Linked DNA regions of Homo sapiens: region 1 is linked to region 2. Evidence: chromatin loops called from intact Hi-C (ENCODE). Cell type or tissue: PC-9. All regions are shown on one strand. Each heading gives the region's core, and the rest is flanking DNA. Links, peaks and the distances in the headings are about the cores only.

Evidence for each region. Peaks named below come from ENCODE experiments on the same cell type or tissue, not always from the same donor. Only the 100,000 strongest peaks of a DNase experiment are listed, where the experiment ranks them.
Region 1: it touches region 2 in a loop (8-fold over the local background); 6 of 110 quality-filtered maps call a loop at or near these places.

The regions. Positions count from the first base shown.
Region 1 is chr10:33,285,254-33,294,713 of GRCh38, reverse strand. The region is part of intron 2 of NRP1 (neuropilin 1); the gene reads left to right. It also overlaps the pseudogene RN7SL398P. Among named protein-coding and RNA genes, the nearest start is that of NRP1, 45 kb to the left of the region's middle. In PC-9, for the core only: a CTCF peak has its summit at 3,663; DNase peaks (open chromatin) are centred at 3,283 and 3,983; H3K4me3 peaks cover 2,152 bases; H3K27ac peaks cover 2,500 bases.
Region 2 is chr10:33,189,983-33,199,442 of GRCh38, reverse strand. NRP1 (neuropilin 1) reads left to right here. Exons shown (of 17, transcript NM_003873.7): 12 at 1,734-1,793; 13 at 7,025-7,162. Among named protein-coding and RNA genes, the nearest start is that of IATPR, 78 kb to the right of the region's middle. In PC-9, for the core only: a CTCF peak has its summit at 5,971; no DNase peak of the experiment used is centred there.

The sequences.
Region 1 (9,460 bases), core at 2,571-5,070, 97 kb before region 2:
CTTATCTTCCTCATTAACTTTGAGATACTTACTCTTCTGGTCCCCTTGGCTCTCTTAGCACAGTTATTAGGACATAGATTTTTTTTTTTTTTTTTTGAGACGGAGTTTCACTCTTGTTGTCCAGGCTGAACTGCAGTGGCGGATGTCAACTCACCACAATCTCTGCCTCCCGGGTTCGAGTGATTCTCCTGCCTCAGCCTCCCGAGTAGCTGGGATTACAGGCGTGTGCCACCAATGACCGGCTAATTTTGTATTTTTAGTAGAGATGAGGTTTCTCCATGTTGGTCAGGCTGGTCTCGAACTCCCGACCTCAGGAGATCCGCCCTCTTCGGCCTCCCAAAGTGCTGGGATTACAGGCGTGAGCCACTGTGCCTGGCCAGGACATAGATTTTGATAAAGCATTGCTCTGCAAAGACATCAACTCCATGAAGAACAGTGATGCACATTTGCAGGAAGCTAAATGCCAGGTCACACTCTGGCTATATTCTCACATTCTAAGAACTCATCCCCAAATCCCACACTCACTGAAGCGTTTGAGATATGTAGGACCCCCACCATGACATAAAACTGCACATGCACTTGAAAATTACTAAGCGATCAGCATGTTATTTGGAAGGAATCACACTGATTTTGACTCGAGGTTGCAAAGCCCACAGATTCTACTTAGATCCATTTGCTCACACACCAGCATTGTTCAATAGTAATGTAAAATGAAGAGTGTATTTTAGTTGGTATTTGCGACCTCTTTGGGTTGTCCTGAGGTTAATTCTGAAGAAAGCACATTATCCGTGCTATGACTGTGACAGACAAAAGAATTCACGTTGAGTATGGATGAGTGAAATCCATTCATTCACATGGATATTCAGAAATTGATAAAATCCATCGTGTGGTAATAGTGCCACATCTTTCTTATGCAAATCAGCTAAGTTTTAAAGAATTTTATTGGGTTTTGAGCACGTGTGTGTGTGCATGCACGCGAGCACGTTTTTAGCAGATGGCAGGCATTCTTCCTTCAAAAATAACGAACATGTTTTCTGTTTTCTCTCCCCTCTTTGCTGAATGCTGAGTGAGTGTGTTTTAATAGAAAAAGCAGAGAATCCAGAATCCAGTGCTGACTTTGCTGTGGACGGTTGGTCGTGTGACCTTTAGCAGCCCACATAACTTACGGGGGGCTCTGTTTCCTTATCGGTAGCATTTAGGGGTCAGAGAAGATGCCCTCCAAATTCTCCTCTGTAATTCCGGTCCGTGACAGTTTTCCTTGTTTCTGGCACAATGAAATTAATTGTATGTGACTGAATTCATGAAAAGAGAGTTACCATCCCCATTATAAAGATGCAACAGTCCAAACAGGTTGTAAAATTCTAAGGAGGCCCCTGTTTCTGTTTTCCTCTGCACTGGCTGCCAAGATATGTACTAAAGAAGTTAAAGTTTGTCAGGCCAAAAATATTCCAGGGAAGGAAAAGCCTGGGAAAAAAGCTCCTGTCTGGACCATTGTGTTCAAGTTAATATTTTATAAATGTTTCTTACCTCATCTGAAAAAATAAGGAATTTAAGTATTCCAGATAAAAGTAGATTTTATTATTTTAGTATTCATGATCTCAAACTGAAACAAGACAAATCGGAAGCCTGTCTTCTAAAATTTTCTTGAAGGTAGGGGTTATGGACTACAGAAATGAGGTCATAGGGAAGCTGTGGAATTACTTTCATTGGCGGGCTTTTTTTTTTTTTGAGATGGAGTCTCACTCTGTTGCCCAGGCCAGAGTGCAATGGCACGATCTCGGCTCACTGCAACCTCTGCCTCCCGAGTTCAGGCAATTCTCCAGGCTCAGCCCTGAGTAGGTGAGATTACAGGTGTGTGCCACCACACCCAGCTAATTTTTGTATTTTTAGTAGAGACAGGGTTTCACCATGTTGGCCAGGCTGGTCTCGAACTTCTGACCTCAGGTAACCCACCCACCTCGGCCTCCCAAAGTGCTGGGATTACAGGCATGAGCCACCGTCGTTGGCAGGTTTTACAAACAGGACAGATACAAATCTGCTTATCTGCTGGAACTGGATTAGGTTGGACAAATGAACTCTTCAGGGCCTTTCAAGCCCTACGTTAAGATTGCCACCAAAATTCTCGGATGCCCTCTTTCACCTGCTGGGCTTCAGTGTCAAGGTCAGCATGTGGTCTATACATAGACAACTTACTTTCCTCTCTACTTATATTTGGAATTAAACATGAACCAAGACCATCAGAACACTTCAAAATGCATATATATTTTTTTGAATGAAGATTTTAAAAACCACTTTGTTTATGTAAAAAAATATGCTGGAAAGATAAGAGGGCCTACAATCAAGAGTTTGATATTGTAGAATTTTGCTTTCCAAGAACAATTGGGAAAGAAGTAAATTAGCAGAGAGGATTTGCATTCTTAATCGATACAAGTGGGAAAACCTGTTTGAGAAGTTTATGGAAAAGTTTAAGATGAGAGTCAGAAGACATGGGTTTTCTGACTTCACAACTAAATCTGTGGGCTGGGCACCGTGACTCATGCCTGTAATCCCAGCACTTTGAGAGGCTGAGGTGGGTGGATCACTTGAGCCAGAGAGTTCAAAACCAGTATGGACAACATGGCAAAACCCTGTCTCTACAAAATATTAGCCACGTGTGATGGCATGCACCTGTAGTCGTAGCTACTCTGGAGGCTAAGATGGGAGGATCACCTGAGCCCAGGATGTCGAGGCTACAGTGAGCCGAGATTGCACCACTGCACTCCAGCCTGGGTGACAGATTGAGGCCCTGCCTCAAAAAACAAAATGAAAAACAAAACAAAACAGACAAAAAAACCTAACTGTGATCTTGGCCAACCCAATCTCTTAGAGCCTTAGCTTCCATATTTGAAAATAAGGATATATTGAAACAGACAATTTTCTAGTTTATTTTCAGGTCTATGACTCTTCTAAATTTTCCTTCATTTAATTGATTCTCTGCTTCCAAAAAACACTTCGCAATCTGTGTTTTAAATGTTCATTTACAAACAAGTTTCCAATCCCTTTGAGTTTACGTCTAGAATTCATGCCAACACCATATCTATCAAAAATTGTATATTTGCATCTGTTTGATATGCTCCTACTAATTTCTTACTGAAGTCCAGGTTTCCACAACACATTTCTGTTTAGTACTGGTCTGTGGTTGCTGTTGTTCATAGTTGTCTGGAAAAGTCTTGTCTCCAAATTACAGTGGCTTTCTTTTTCTTGCCCTGAAGCAGCAAATGATGGGAGAAATATGTGTTTGTTTCTGTTCTTCAGAGTCAGAGCTGCTTCAGGCATAAAATTCTTAGCCCTCTAGTTTAATTCAAATGCAATGAGTCACAAAGTAAATGTGAACTCCGGGCTGTGTATTGTGGGGATTGGGCAAGTTAAATTAATTTTTAGAGCCAGATTGCGTTACTTAAACCTAGGATCCTAATTTGCGCTGACAAAAACCATCAAATCAGCCTGCAGAGGTGCCTGAAACTTACTGCCCAGATAATAGCTGACAATTTGAACTTGGTAGTTTTATGGATTGGTTTGTATCTAAAAAGCAGGCAGCTTTTAAAAGCCCTGAATAAAGGTTGCTTTCTGTGGACACCTACGGCGTGACTATTTATAAAAGCACCCAATGATTTTTCCCCTCCTAAAAGTGCTATTGGCAGAATGAGGCTTGGTATTTAATCCACAACCCGCTATGCACTGCCCCCTACAGTGGCAAAGAACACGCAGGGCTGGAAGAAAGAGATCAAGGAAGCATTAAAAATGTCAGGCCACGAGACCATGTTTAAATTATTAGGTGAGATGCCGTCTTGCATTTAACAATGGCCCCACGCACCTTGAGGCCCAACTTCCTCTCTCCTTGGATGTTTTGACGGGTTATTGCAATCTTTTCTGAAATTGAATTTCAGTTTGCTTCAATAGCATTTCCCAGTAAATAGGAGTGACTCTGGTATCTCGTTTGTGAATCTTGATGTAATAATCGGAGGTAATTGAAGCGTGCACAAACCACAGAGACTTATGACATGTTTTTAAACAAGGATTGACTGATACGAAACTAATTGAACAAAAGCTGGAAATCAGATTCCTCCAAGAAACCTTGCACAGAATACAGGGTCTTTCATAATGGCACTGAGTTTGACTTTAAAAGTGGCGTGTTCAAGTTTCCTTATTTTCCTGAAGGAGTTTAGGAGTAAGTTACTGACAGGCAAGGTTGTGACCCAATGACCAGAGTTAATCATCTGGCGACTGGAATTAATCTTTTGTCTGTCCTGTGGTTTGGATTAACCAGGGTCGGTCATCCCCTCATGCCTTGGTGGCCCCTATGAATTAAAAAAAAAAAAAAAAAAACCTCTTGGTAACAAAGACACACAAAATGAGCTTCAAAGGACAGCATTTTGTCCTCTGAAGGACAAACTAAACTAGCACAGATTTGGAAACTTTTTATTTTGTAAATTAATCTTCTGTAGACAGATAAGATTGTAATATTTTATATTTATGCTCAAGCATACACAAATATATGCACATATAGACGTATCACATATAGGCATTCTATACATCCTCAGGTTGCAAAGTGGCTGCAGGACTTATATTCCATTTCAATGGAAGTTAGATACTAAAAGGGAGAAATAAAAGAACAAAACCTGTAATTTACATATCCAAGCTATGCAAGAGACCAAGATTATTAAAGCAGGGCGCACAATGCTCCTCAGCCCCTGGATTTAAAGTGGGGGTGAAAAGCATTTATAGATAAGAATTTGAAATTCAAATGAAGGAACAAGTAGTCTGTCTAAAATGCTGGCCTCCGCAGATACTGACCTTCCGTACAAAAGGTAGCGGATTTTTATTTTCAGGCACTAAAGAAAAGAGAATGAATTGTGTGTCGTGCACTCAGATTAGTGATAACGATAAAACGTAGCAAACCTTTTGATGCTTGGTGCCTAATTGAAGGAAATAGAGGAGAGTGGTAAAGTAAGGAGTGAACATAGCCAGGAGAATAATTAACAGCTTCATCAGGCAAAACTTACCATTCGTATGTGTATCTAACACACGCTAATGTCAGTTGGATTGAGACTTGATGTGGAGCAAATTTCTTTAAAAGATAATGAATTGCCGCTCTTCGAGGAACAATTTGAAATGCGTCAATGTCACCCTTATTTATAACACCACTAGGGAATGGCAGGAAAGTTGAGATCTAAACATTTTATTTCTCTAAACAGGAGTCATGATGACGTGGACCTCATTAGAGTTATCACTCCACCTGTGGAAACTAAAACAGATAAGATTGATATAAGCACCTAGGGATTTATAGACGTAATACCTATTATCACTAATAGGCGTTAGGTAACGAAATCCCAGAAGGTCTTGGTGAGACTAAGCCCCCTAAGTATTTGGCATGCCCTTCTGAAGAGATGTTGTTGTCATTATGGCTATTTTTATAAGGTTTAATGTAATTGGAACAAAAGCAGTACACCCCGCCATGCTTTGAGTTTTCCCAGAAGTGATTTATGTGATTTGTAGAAAAAAATGTCTGAAAGTTTAAGGTGTTCTCTTCCAGAGCTAGTTCCTAAACGATTTAGAAGATTCTGTTTAAGTGTTGTTAAAAGTATGAATATAAAATAGTTTGACTACCTGGGCTATGCGGTGGTTGTTTTAGTTTCTCTTGCAGGTTCATTTTCTCAGTAGCATGAACTTAATCCCAGGGAAACAATACTGTTTTTGATTCTCAGAAAAATTTAGGGTAAGTAGGAAGATATTTCCTACCTAAAAGTATACATTTTATCAGGGAAGTAAATAAGGCACACAAGACCCCCCTAAAAACAGTTGTAGTGCAACATTTGGCAAACTTTTATTCCTTGGCTCCTACTCCCTAATTAAGGGTTTTATACATTCAAGGAGAGGAACATTTACAGGTTATTGAGTAAAAGAAAAGCTTCACAGAATAAATGAACCTTGGGTGGGCTTTGAAAGAGTGAGATTTGAATCAGCAGCAATAAGAAAAAAGAAACATCTAGAAAGGGATGCCAGAAAAATTCTCTAGTTATCTTTAGATAAGCGACATCAGGCTCTTGCCTTTGTCCTTCAAAAGAACTAACATGCCAGGTGAGGTGGTGTGCCTGTAGTCCCAGCTACTCAGGAGGCTGAGGTGAGAGGATCACTTGAGCCTAGGCGTTCTGGGCTGTAGTGCACTGTGCTGATGAGATGTCCACATTAAGTTCAGCATCGATAATGGTGACCTCCTTGGAACAGGGGACCAACAGCTTGCCTAACGAGGGGTGAACCAGCCCAGGTTGGAAACAAAGCAGCTCAAAACTCCCATGGTGATCAGTAGTGGGATTGTGCCTATGAATAGCCACTGCACTCCAGCCAAGGCAACACAGTGAGACTCCATCTCTAAGAAATGAAAAAAGAACTAACACTATCCCAAGAATAGTAACTGGTAGGGACTTGGGGCAGAAACATACCCACAGGATTAGCCAAGGCATGCCTCTTTCTATTTGAGCTTTAAAAATGAAAATCATGTGGCCAATACCTGGACATACATTTGACCTCCAAATCAACCGTTCTAATTTTCATTTTACCCTGACATTTATCTACTAGGATATATATTTTATTTTTTAGGACTGTCATCAAAGTTCACTTTAACCAAATTTAGATACCATTCTTTACCAAGTTTGGGTTAGGGTTAGAAGGAAAGGCACCGTGTTGTTTGCAACCCAGAAAAGCTCGGGCTCACACTCTATCTTGAGACAGCTCTGACGTTGTGAATGGGCTAAGCATGCTCGAGAGACCATGGCAGACAAGCTGCTATGGAAATGTCCTCAAATGATCTTCAGCAGACACAGCTTCCATTTCTCTTACCTTCTCCACAGCACCCATGCTATTGATTGATATCCTAGTCACAGGCAGCAAGGTCCGGACCCAAGGATGAGGCATTGACTCTGTCTATGCCATTCCTTCCACTCCAGACACCTCTATGGGCCTCTGGGTGAAGAATGCAGGAGTTAATTCAGTAGACTCACTAGTCAGGCTAAAGAATTGCCTGTGAAACCCATGGTCTTATCAAGTCAACTAGCTATCTCAATAGTGATGGGGATATAGCTGCAGTAAAGATATTCTCATGTGTAACAGGACACCACCTGTTCATTCTTTCTCTCCAAGCTTCTAAAATAATGACAAGCATAAAACCTCTTTCAGCTTTTCAGAAAAATGGGCTATGTAAATATAAGCTATTACTACTTTTTCCACCAAAAATTATGTATGTCGTACATGCTAAGAATCCTTTCCTGTTTAATTGCAGAGCATCATGAGAGTAGAAATCAGAGCTTCTGCTAGTAGTCTTCTACCATTTGTATGGAAAATTGCCATGGAAGAAATCAATATTATTACTGTTCAAATATTTGCACAGCCTGTGTTTAACGTGCCTGTCACACATTAATGAGAAAGTATTTTTGAAGACATTGTATTTAAAGAAGAAAACTTAGAAAAACATCAAGTTGAAGTTATTATTTTTAATGACTGCCAAATTCAATGTTACTTCTGCTCCAGTAGTATTTGAGCTGTTAACCTGTGTTTTTGAGTGTATGTTCGTTGGTGAATAATTAGGGAGGAATTCCTTAGTAAGTAATTGATATAAAGACCATTTGACTTTGAAATTTACAAAAGCCTATTTTAAATTTAAAATTTATGAAAGTTATGTGTGTGTTTAATTAGTGAAAATGGGTATTTTGCCTATGTCTGGGAAGGGGGATTATTGCAATCTCAGTCATTAAGAAAGGTCTCCTGAATCAATGACATTTTTACAGTGCAGCAATAATCTTATTATATTACACACACGCAAAAATGTTAAATGGACTATAAGATTTGGCATGAAATTGCCTAGTTGCTTGGGTGGGGGGGCGGAGAGAAAATTCAGCATAGCAACTAAACAGCTATAAAAATAGTCATGTTCTCTGTCCAGAATTTGGAGTTCTTGGCTGGCATGCCCAGTTTGTAAAAGAAAAGTCAGCAGAATAAGTTAAGTTTGTTCTGTGGCATCAGAAAGCCAACCCTCAAAATAGATGTGGAAAATGCTTGTGTTAAATGGTCATCCAGGCATTTCTTTGGCTCTCTGGTGCTTGGGGCCATCTATGGGAGACCTGGATCAGCCCTTCATTCTGCCCTGGACCTCTCTCCATTTCCTGGATCCTTGCTCCAAAGAATGATGGGATTATCTTCATTCTCATCACAAGACTCTACCTCTAGATTGCATGGTCCCAGATTAGCAGGAAGGGCAGATGTAGGAGGAGGATGTAGGAATGGAGGGAAAAGCAAGGCATTCAAGGGATAAGAACACAGAGGGGAAGTCTAGTCATCCATCCTTCCCTCTGTGACACAGGCTTCCCACACGTTTTGCAGAGCCTGTGAAATACTTACATGCATACTTGCCATCCCTGTCTTGCTAAAGTAATAACATCTCAACAACCTTTATGCAATTAGAGAAGCCGTTTCTTTGCTTATCTGTGTTTGGGCCTGTTTCTTAGGTGTCAGTCTAATAAATGAGTTCTTTAAATTTTTGTCTTCTCATAATACCATAAAATTAGAAACTCATCATAGGGAAGTGAAATCACGGTGCAGATAACTGTAAGGCTGTCATGCAGAAGAGGAATTAAATGCAGTCTTAGGATCAATGGGTGGGAATGACATTAAATACTGAAGAAACAATAGTTGACGGAACAGATTGGAGGCAAAGTAAGGAAGACTTGGAATACTCACCCGGGGGTCAAAGATGGGATGAGCTTCCTGTCTGGATTCGGAATTTCCCCTTCTTGTAGGTTTTCTTTGTTGTTGTTGTTTGTTTTGTTTTGTTTTGTTTTGTTTTGTTTTTGAGATGGAGTCTCGCTCCCTCCCCCAGGCTGGAGTGCAGTGGCTCAATCTTGGCTCCCTGCAGCCTCAGCCTCCCGGGTTCAAGCAGTTCTCCTGCCTCAGCCTCCAGAGTAGAGTAGCTGGGATTTCAGGCATGCACCACCATGGCTGGTAATTTTGTATTTTTAGTAGATACGCGGTTTCACCATGTTGGCCAGTCTGGTCTCAAACTCCTGACCTCAGGTGATCCTCTCACCTCAGCTCCCAAAGTGCTGGGATTACAACACTGCACCCAGCCCCCTTCCTGTAGGGTTTTGAGCAAGGATGAGAAATCCTGTGGTAGGAATCTTAAATTAGAAGTGGATCCTAATGATCACGAAAAAATTTCTCATCATCACCTAGAAAATGAGATGTCATGATTTGTCTTTCATCAGAATATTGTGGTAAGTTCTAATTCTTCTATTATAACTGGATCTGAAATATTGTTCCACTCCATTGAGTGTTCTGGGCTCCAGTTTTTCCATCTATAAAATGCAACCTTGGTCTATTATATCTTCCCACTGTAAAATATTGCTTAGTTCTATTCATGGCGGTCACCTTA
Region 2 (9,460 bases), core at 4,698-7,197:
AGTGAGATCCCTGTCTCCGCCAAAAAAAAAAAAAAAAAAAAAAAAAAAAAAAATATATATATATATATATATATAGAAAACAGCCAGGCATGGTGGCGCACACCTGTAGTCCTGGCTACTCAGGAGGCTGAAGTGGAAGGATCCCTTGAGCCCAGAAGTTTGAGGCCACAGTGAGCCATGATGGCGCCACTGCACTCCAGCCTGGGTGACAGCAAGACTCTGTCTCAAAAAAATACAGATTTCAAAGCCTCACACCTAGAGACTCCAATTCTCATTTAGGTCTGGAGAGGACAGGTGGATGGGAGACTGCAATTTCAACAAGCATTCTGGTGATTCTTATGGTTGGGCAAGTTTAAGAACACTACTTTAAAACAGAAGTATAATGATGAACAGTGGGAAATGGGTGAGTAAAGAGGTGGAAGAGAGGGTAAAGCTAAGTCTTAATAGATAAGGTTACAGCCTGTCCCCTGACCAGTGAGATGCAGTAGGCCTGCACTAATTGGAAGTTCACAGCACTCAGGGTGTTATTTGTTCAGTCTTCCAATTCCTTGGGACTATGAAATATTTCTCCTGTTCCCCTTTTCCTGCTGCTTCCTGCAGCTTCTCCAAACCACATACAGGGCAGGGTATTTGTCCTTGAGAAAAGTAAACAGCTCCAGTAGCCAAACAGAGGAGGAACCATAGCATCTTACTTTAAACCCTCAGTTTTCTAGTTTTTAAAATAGATTGTGGGGACTAGCCTTGCAACTTCCCTAAAGGCACACACCTGAAACCTTGGAAAACGATTTGAAGCTTAGAGGTTGAGGTCAAGTTTAATACCCAAGTCACCGAGAAGGTGGCTTTGCTTTTTCAGAGGCCTTTGCTTTTCACTGTTGCAATTGTGTGCCATGCGTCGTCTGGGAATCAGTGAGTGCCCGTGGAGTGAAGTCCCAATTTCTGGGTGCCTTCTGGATGCTTTGTAAAGAAAGGTGTTAGGATACGTTGTCTACTTGAAAATTGCAGGCTGGGCACAGTGGCTCATACCTGTAATCCTAGCACTTTGGGAGGCTGAGGTGGATGGATCACTTGGGGTCAGGAGTTTGAGACCAGCCTGGCCAATATGGTGAAACCCTGTCTCTACTAAAAATACAAAAATTACCTGGGCATGGTAGTGCACGCCTGTAATCCCAGCTACTCGGGAGTCTGAGGCAGGAGAATCGCTTGAACCTGGGAGGCGGAGGTTGTAGTGAGCCGAGATTGTGCCACTGCATTCCAGCCTGGGCAACAGAGTGAGACTCCATCTCAAAAAAAAAAAAAAATTTAAAAATTTAAAAAAAAGAAAATTGCTAAGAGATTAGATTTTAAGTGTTCTCACCAAAAAAAAAAAAAAGCCTAAAATAGGTTTATGAAGTAATGCATATGTGAATTAGCTTGATTTAGCCATTCCACTAAGTGTACCAAAACATCACGTTGTATGCCATAAATATATACAACTTCCATTTGTTAATTTAGACAATTATTTTATTTATAAATTTTTAAAAGAAATGCGTTAGGTAAAAAAAAAAAATAATGGTTTATTTGAATTTGATATTGTGGTGAGCAAAATTGAAGGGAAACAATTGCTATCATTGAAATTAAAAGGATTTTTCTATGGAAAATATTTGCCTCTGATAGACATTTGTAAGCATACATTTTTCTCCTGCATATTCGCTACTGTTTTCTTATTTTTGCATGTTCCTGTTTTTGTTTTTCAGGTGGCACCACTGTGCTGGCCACAGAAAAGCCCACGGTCATAGACAGCACCATACAATCAGGTATCAAATAAAATACGAAATGTGACAGATTCCATGTACCTCTCTTCTCTCCGCGGCTGCGCTCCTCGCTTTCAGTTTCTCTGAAAGTCCTAGAAGGAGAGATGCCACACAGCATCTGGTCTCCAAGCATGAGCCATAAATATTGCTTTCCTTTCATCCACATGTATATGCAGCAGGGAGTGAGATTTCCTTCTCCATCAGTAATTGCCAAATGGTGACAATCCCAGCTCTCCACTGAAGGAACGGAGTAACATACTTTGTTTAAACGCAGCACATCTAGGACATGGATTGTGTTTGCAAACTACAGGAGAAGGAAATCTCACAGGCAGCACAGCCCGACTATTTATTTTCATCCCAATCCTGCAAAACCCAGGCAGGCAAAGTTTGTCAGTTTTGCCTGCCATGGAGTTGGCAGTTTTACAACAGTGTTTCCAGTGGGCGTGCCACAAAACGGGGTTCAGGAAACCAGAGTTTATAATTGTGCACAGAGAGAAGCACACCCTTGGGAACAGCACCTCCTCATCCTTTTATTAATAGAAAAGCGTAACGACTTTTAAAGCCCTCGGTTTGCTGTCGATCAGGGGCCAGTCACGGTTAAACGGTGGCCTTCCTCTCACTGGCCTTTGTGTTTTGTTAGTATCCTGTGAAATTCTTCCCGGCAGACGTACATGAAGGGAAACAGTCAGTATAAGCAATCAGAGGTTTTAAATACTTTAAAGTTAATCATTAGACTAAGGTGAACAGGTCAGTTTTCCAGCTTTCTCCCATTTCCTCTATTGAAGCTCACTCAGTCTTGGCTTCTGCAGTCATTTATTAATGGGGCGTGTGGTGTATATCAATGTTTCCTCTATGGTATGACACTACCCAGCTAGGCAGAAAGTAGAAAGGGCCGCCCTAATTAGTATGCTTCCTTAAAGGACGCTGTCACTGTTGACCTGATTAAACTGCAAAACAAACTTCTCTTTGGTCAAACTTAACCCCCAGCTGCCCTGTAGCATGTTCAGGTTGACAAAATTCCTGCTACCACACAGCCCAGACACCCTCTACAAAACCAAGAGATGAAACAGAAGAGTCACTGCCTAAATTCAGAAAATGGTGTCGTCCTACACACATCTTAAGTTGTAAAATGTGGCTTTCAAAGACTGCGCAGGCACCTCCCATAGCTGAAGGTATCTCATGAAAAAAGCCGTGCCTTTCCTTTTCTTTGTACCTTTCCTGAAAGTTCTCAGCCCTCAGGAAGATTTTCTGTGGATGAAGGGTAGTGACCACCAGTTGGTTCTCTATGTCCTTTCTGGGATAGGGAAGAGGGGTGAGGTGAACAAATGAAGTTCTGATCATATAACAAACATTTTAGCTGTTGTTGCAGTTTCTTCTCTTACCAGAGAGGTAATTAAAGCCACTATGAAGTCGCCAGCTAATTTGTTTCATCTCATCTCTCTTCTCCTTGACTATGAAAGGGGGTAGGGATCGTTAAAAAAAATAAAAGTGAACAACAGCTGTGTAGAAAATGGAAAGTTCTATCAGATTCCAAATCTAGGTAATCTTCCCTGAATGTTGAAGGTCAATATTGTCAGAGCAGGAGCGGTTTTGTTAACACATTTGATTTGTGCACAATCTCAAGGTCACTCAAGGGATGGCTTCTCAGAGGGGCCAGTCGGTCCTGTCACAGAGTCTACTGTGGTCAGAGGGCAGGTATGCAAATTGCAAACAGTAGGACCCGTTGCTATCACCATCTGAACAAGTTCAATCCAAACCACGCGGGTCTACTGATCAGGGGTGGTCAGGTCCGGTTTGCATTTCACAGTCAGTGCAGAGTTCTTTTCAAATTGACTTGCTTTCCTGTTTCTCCATTGTCTGAGTCATGAATCTGGACTCCAAGTGCTCTGTTTGTGGGTAATGGGCTGTCTGACCTTCCTGGAAGGACTTCTGTTGATTGTCACCTTCTGGCTAAGTCAATGCCCAGAATATTGCATGGGGACTTGAGCATGCTTCAAGCCAGGGGTCAGGTCTAACTCTGAAGAGTTGACCCAGTGGCCTGAGTCACCTGATACTTTGATCCACACTGTTCTGCAGGCTCCAGATTCTTCAAGCATCATCACAAGCAGCAGTCAATGAGACCTCAAAACCTTCATCATAATTCCATTTTGCTATTATAGACTCAACTCAGAGTCTTACTATTTCATCTTGCTGATTCTCATCAATATAATAAACTCCATGGGCATATAATATTTATATACTTTTATGTAATCAGATGCATAAAAGCTGGTTAATGCTCTGCCAGCAAGTGATGGGATCCTTACATTTTTAATCTAGCTCTCTCTGGCGAGAGCTCTAACCCTCTGAGGCTCCTCCAGCATTCCTGCAGCAGTTCGGAGTATATTCATCACCTACGATTGTATGGGCCTGAGCACCTCTGCTTGTTTAGACTGAAAGACTAGTCTATGAACAAGTGAGTTAAACTGCTCTATAGAAGTTTGGAATACCAGATATAAAAATTAAATCCTTATGCATACATATGGTGCTAATGATCCAACTTCAGGCAAGATGGGTTGGGCAAGCACAGCTGGTACTTGCTCTCAGAGGCTGTAAATTTGTTTTAAGTTCAGAATATTGTTTCCTGCTATTTTTAAGAGTCAAGAAGGGATTTAGCTGGATTACCCCCATTGAATTTAATGAGAGTTGTGTGCCCCGCCAGGGCTTGGGTAATATTTTGAAAACGTAAACGTCAGTAGTCCTATATGTTTGTTTCATTCATTAATTTGCTTTTTTCTCTCCTTTTCTCTCTCCCTTTCTCCTTTCCTCTGTCCTTCTCTCTTTCTTTTCCCTTTCTATAAATGTTTATGGGTGGTTTGTGTGTTTGTCTTTCTAGCCAGGCTGGAAGTTTCCACATTGAACCTCTCACTCCATAACCCTCCCCAACAAAAGGCATTGATCTAAAAACATATCCTTTAAATAACCAAATTGCCACAAGTTACATGATCAAGACAAGAAGATAAAAGAGCAGTAAAATACAAAAACTTAGAGCGGTTCACCTGGTTAAATGTACAGGATGGGGAAGGACATTGGAAGGTAAAGGCAGACTGTCATTCTCTGAAGCGAGAAGTGCCTGAAACATTTTTTCAGGCAAAGCGGTTCCATGTCCTGGTCATTTCAAAAATATCCAAGTTCCTACATTTTATGGTATCATCAGAATATGAAGAGCCAAAAGAATGGATGATGTCATTTTCTGTTCTATAAACAATAAATGTAATGTATTAACAAAGTAAATACAGGCAGAACTGTGTGTGCTGGGGTGGCTTTCTTTATCCTGAATGTGCATGTTTTATAAAGTACATTTAAGGAGAAAAATCAAAACCACACACACATTAACATGTTCCAATATTAACATTTTCTAACATGAGATTATGCAACAGTACATTTCAGGGTCATGGGCGTTGGCATCCAAGGTTGCTCAATCATTCAGTCACCGTTCAGTTGACTGTACTTCATCTACATAATTCAATCTTGCTGCGGAAAAGAGTGGTAAATTTTGGAGAGGGTTTCCCATGCCTTAAGAAGTCCTATTTCATGGCTATGATAGACTAGACATGAAATATATCTCTCCGATGACACTACAGCTGTGAAATATAGCCTGTTTGCACTAAATGAAAGTACTCACATTTTACACATCACATAGCTTACTAGTTTACTTTCCCAAACTGGCTCTGTCTACCCTTTGGGAGGTCACATTATCATTGGGAGAATCCAAACTGCTCCATTTGGACAGTTTTTATGGTGGATTCCTTCCAAAATTTGACATTAGCTCTAGAAAAGGGTTCCTTATAAACTAAAAATGCAAAGTAAATCATTCTTATCTATTCAATAAATCTTCCCATTAAAATTCCTCCTGCCATTGGGGGAGGGGCCATGGAGACAAGGCTCAGAGCAGAAGGCGAGATACTTTGTTAATAAACACAAGCAAGTTAAAGAAGCTCAAAATGAGATAAGGTCTTGGCCTGACCCTAATACAGCATCTAATACCAGACTTCCCTTATTGTTCATAGGGATTCTTTTGAGGCTTATTTTTAAGTTCAACGGTCCAGATGCCCCAGGCGCCTTCCTGTTTGTTTCAATGCTGCCACCTCGTGGACTGCCTAAAGTCAGTGACAAGCCTAAAGGCCCTTCGTCACTGGAGAAAACAGCTGCATCTGCGGGCTTCGTTCTTTATAGGAGGACGAAAGGAGGGGGCAGAAGCCCGAGAATTTCATCTTTAGAATTTTTTTTATTGTTAGCTTATGTTTACCAAAACAACAGTCATACTTGGAATAAGTAGCAATGATTTCATTTTTCCCATACTTAAAAGTTAAGCTCCTTTCAAAAAGAGGCTGTGTAAAATGTCAGGCTGTGGGTTTTAAAAACACCATAGTCCAACAGCACCTTGTAGGGCACACACAAGGCAAGTCATTCCCGTGAATTCATTCACGCTGTCTTTTCAGATTCCTAAGGAAGCCTTTTGAACATTAAAAAAAAGAAAAGAGAAGTAAAAACGGGTAGCTATTGAAATGGGCTTTGGATTTAGATGACCTTACATTGAGGTTTTAAGCCGGGTGAACAATTTATATGTAAATTTAGAAATTAAAAAAGCAGAAATTTATACTTAAATTAATCGACCTTATAGAAGGCATGGAAGAAAAAAAAATAATCCTAAAATGCTTAAGAGATTCTAACCCTGACATTAAAGACCTGAAGCATGAACTGGTGAGGTGGAAATAGAGAAAACCTCCTGGGTGAGGCATTTCGCCAAGTTACTTTCCACTTTTGAGGCTTCATGGGTCAATCTCTAATTAAGATTCTTTTCATTGGTGGGTATCAACTTATATGATTTATCCTCAAGAACAGAATGGCTTTCATATTAAATACTGTGGAAATGGGGAGAGTGCAGCAAATGTAATACACGTGCTTTAGAAAATAGCCTTCCTGGAGATTTTATGTAAACCCAATTTGACAGGCAGTCCATAATCCTTTTAAAGCTGGATTTTTAAAGAAATTACTAAATGTGGTTTTGCAAACATTTTGACATCTCCATGCATCTTTTGGTTTCTTGGTAATCCTGGCTTTCCTGGAATTTTCAAACAGACATAAAGTTGTATAAATCGTGCTTTCCATGAGTGAACCAAGGGCCTTTGTGACCCTAAATGATCAAATTTGCCTTTCTTTGCTTGTCTCTTATTTTTACTTCCCACCCACTGAAGAGTTTCCAACATATGGTTTTAACTGTGAATTTGGCTGGGGCTCTCACAAGACCTTCTGCCACTGGGAACATGACAATCACGTGCAGCTCAAGTGGAGTGTGTTGACCAGCAAGACGGGACCCATTCAGGATCACACAGGTATCACAGAGTTCACTTCGGCTGCATGGCTTTGCAGATTCTCTTTGATTCCGAGGCTGTGTTACTGGGAGGGTTTCTAATGTCTGTGAATTTAGGGCGGGTAGGAATTACTACAGGCGTTCACATGTGCTATTATTTTCTAGAATTAACAATGTCTCTTTCCCTAGTAGCGAGAAGCATAGGGCAAATCATAGTAATGCCCCTTGAAGTTGGCCACTGATTGGCCTCCTTGAAAACAGCAAATTGGGCAAGGATCTATGAATTAGCATTCATCTTATCCTTTTTTTTTTTTTTTTTTTTTTTGAAATGGAGTCTCACACTGTTGCCCGGGCTGGAATGCAGTGGCACTAGCTCCACTCACTGCAACCTCCGCCTCCTGGCTTCACACGATTCTCTTGCCTCAGCCTCCCAAGTACCTGGGATTACAGGCATACACCACCACACCCAGCTAATTTTTTGTATTTTTAGTAGAGACGGGATTTCACCACATTGGCCGGGCTGGTCTCGAACTCCTGACCTTGTGATCCACCCACCTCAGCTTCCCAAAGTGCTGGGATTATAGGTGTGAGGCACCGCAACTAGCCTCATCTTATACTTTTTCTGAACTTCTTATTTTGGGCAATTTCAAACATATTCACAAATGGAAAAGAAATAGTAGAATGAATTCTCTATGTGCACGACCCTGCTTCAACAATTATCAGATCATAGGAAACTTAATTTATGTCTGTCATCCCTGACTCTGAATTATTTTCAAACAAGTCCAAGCATATATTATGTCCCCTCGTTTATTTTACAACTAAAGAAACAATTCACAATGCTTGCTCTCTCCCGACCCTTGAAGGGGAGGTGGGGAAAGACGGTGTGGAATTCTTATTCACTGGGGAAAGATTGAAAGTGTAGTGTATTTCCTTTGAGCAGGTAGAAACCTCACCATGCCCTAGATCACAACCCTCCCACCACCTCCTGCCTTACTTTCTTCCTAAGATTAATTGGTGGGGGAGGAATGGGTTGGGGGACAGAAAAAGCTGGCAGCTTCTCCAGTGAACTCTATTATCTGCCCCCTTCCTGCTACCCACCTAGTCATTTCACTGCCCAACTTGAAGTACAGTATAAAGGACCAGCAGACTGGACGTGGTGGCTCACACCTGTAATCCCAGCACTTTGGGAGGCCAGAACAGGAGAATCAGTTGAGTTAGAGAGTTAGAGACCAGCCTGGGCAACATAGCAAGATACTGACACTACAAAATAAATTTTTTTTTTAAAATCAGCCAGGCATAAGGGCGCACACTTGTAGTCCCAGCTACTCAGAGTCTGTTTTAGGATCCTTTGAGCCTAGGAGTTCAAGGCTGCAGTGACCTATGATCACACCATTGCACTCCAGCCTGGGTGACAGAATTAGAACCTGTCTCTAAAGAGAAAAAAATAAAAATTAAAAATAAAGAAATAACCAGCCATGTCTGGCCCAACACACATGCACACACACACACATACACACACACACATATACACACTCACAACAAACGCCCAATCCATGAACTTCTGCACCCACTCAGAAATACTTACAGAGCACTGCTTGCTCAAGTAGTGGCTTCCCAAAAGGTACCCCAGGGGGGCATTTGCTGATGCTAGGAAATCTCATTAAATTCTCCCCATCTTGGCTCTTTGGGTGAGTGAGTCAGTGGACTGAAGGCTGGGCCAAGGGTACTTCATGCCTTTCCCATTTTGTGGTTCACTTTTCTCCCAGTGAATATAACCATTAAATAGGTTGAATAGGCCTCCTTCCACCACAGCCACCTCCTTGCCTAATGAGAATGACAAGGAAATTGGATAAAATTGGACTCCTTCAAATCTGAGACACTTTCAATTGAATCTTAAGACAGGCAGTTTTAGAAAACTTAAAATACTTTGACTGTAAATGGCACTGTACATATAAATGGCATCAAATTAACTAAATGCAATTAGCCAAAATGAAGGCAGTAATGGTGGAAAAATTGATGCAAAGTGAAGCAAAATGGCTCAGTAGGATCTGACATTCAAAGGAGGTTAAAAGCTATGTTAGCCAGAGACAAAAGCTAAAAGGCTTGCAGAAGTAAAGTGCTAATTGAGAAAATGAAGACAGAGTTCCTGACCCAGAACTGTGATAAAACCCTTGAAAGGGAAAATATCAGTGCTTTATGTGTTAGAGTATCAGAGAAGGAGAGCTTGTCGTAGATTAACAGCTGAGAAGTGCGATTCCTTCAGAAGGGTTTGACTCTTTTGTTCTCTCAGCCACCCAGATTTACTTGGCAGTTGTGCCAG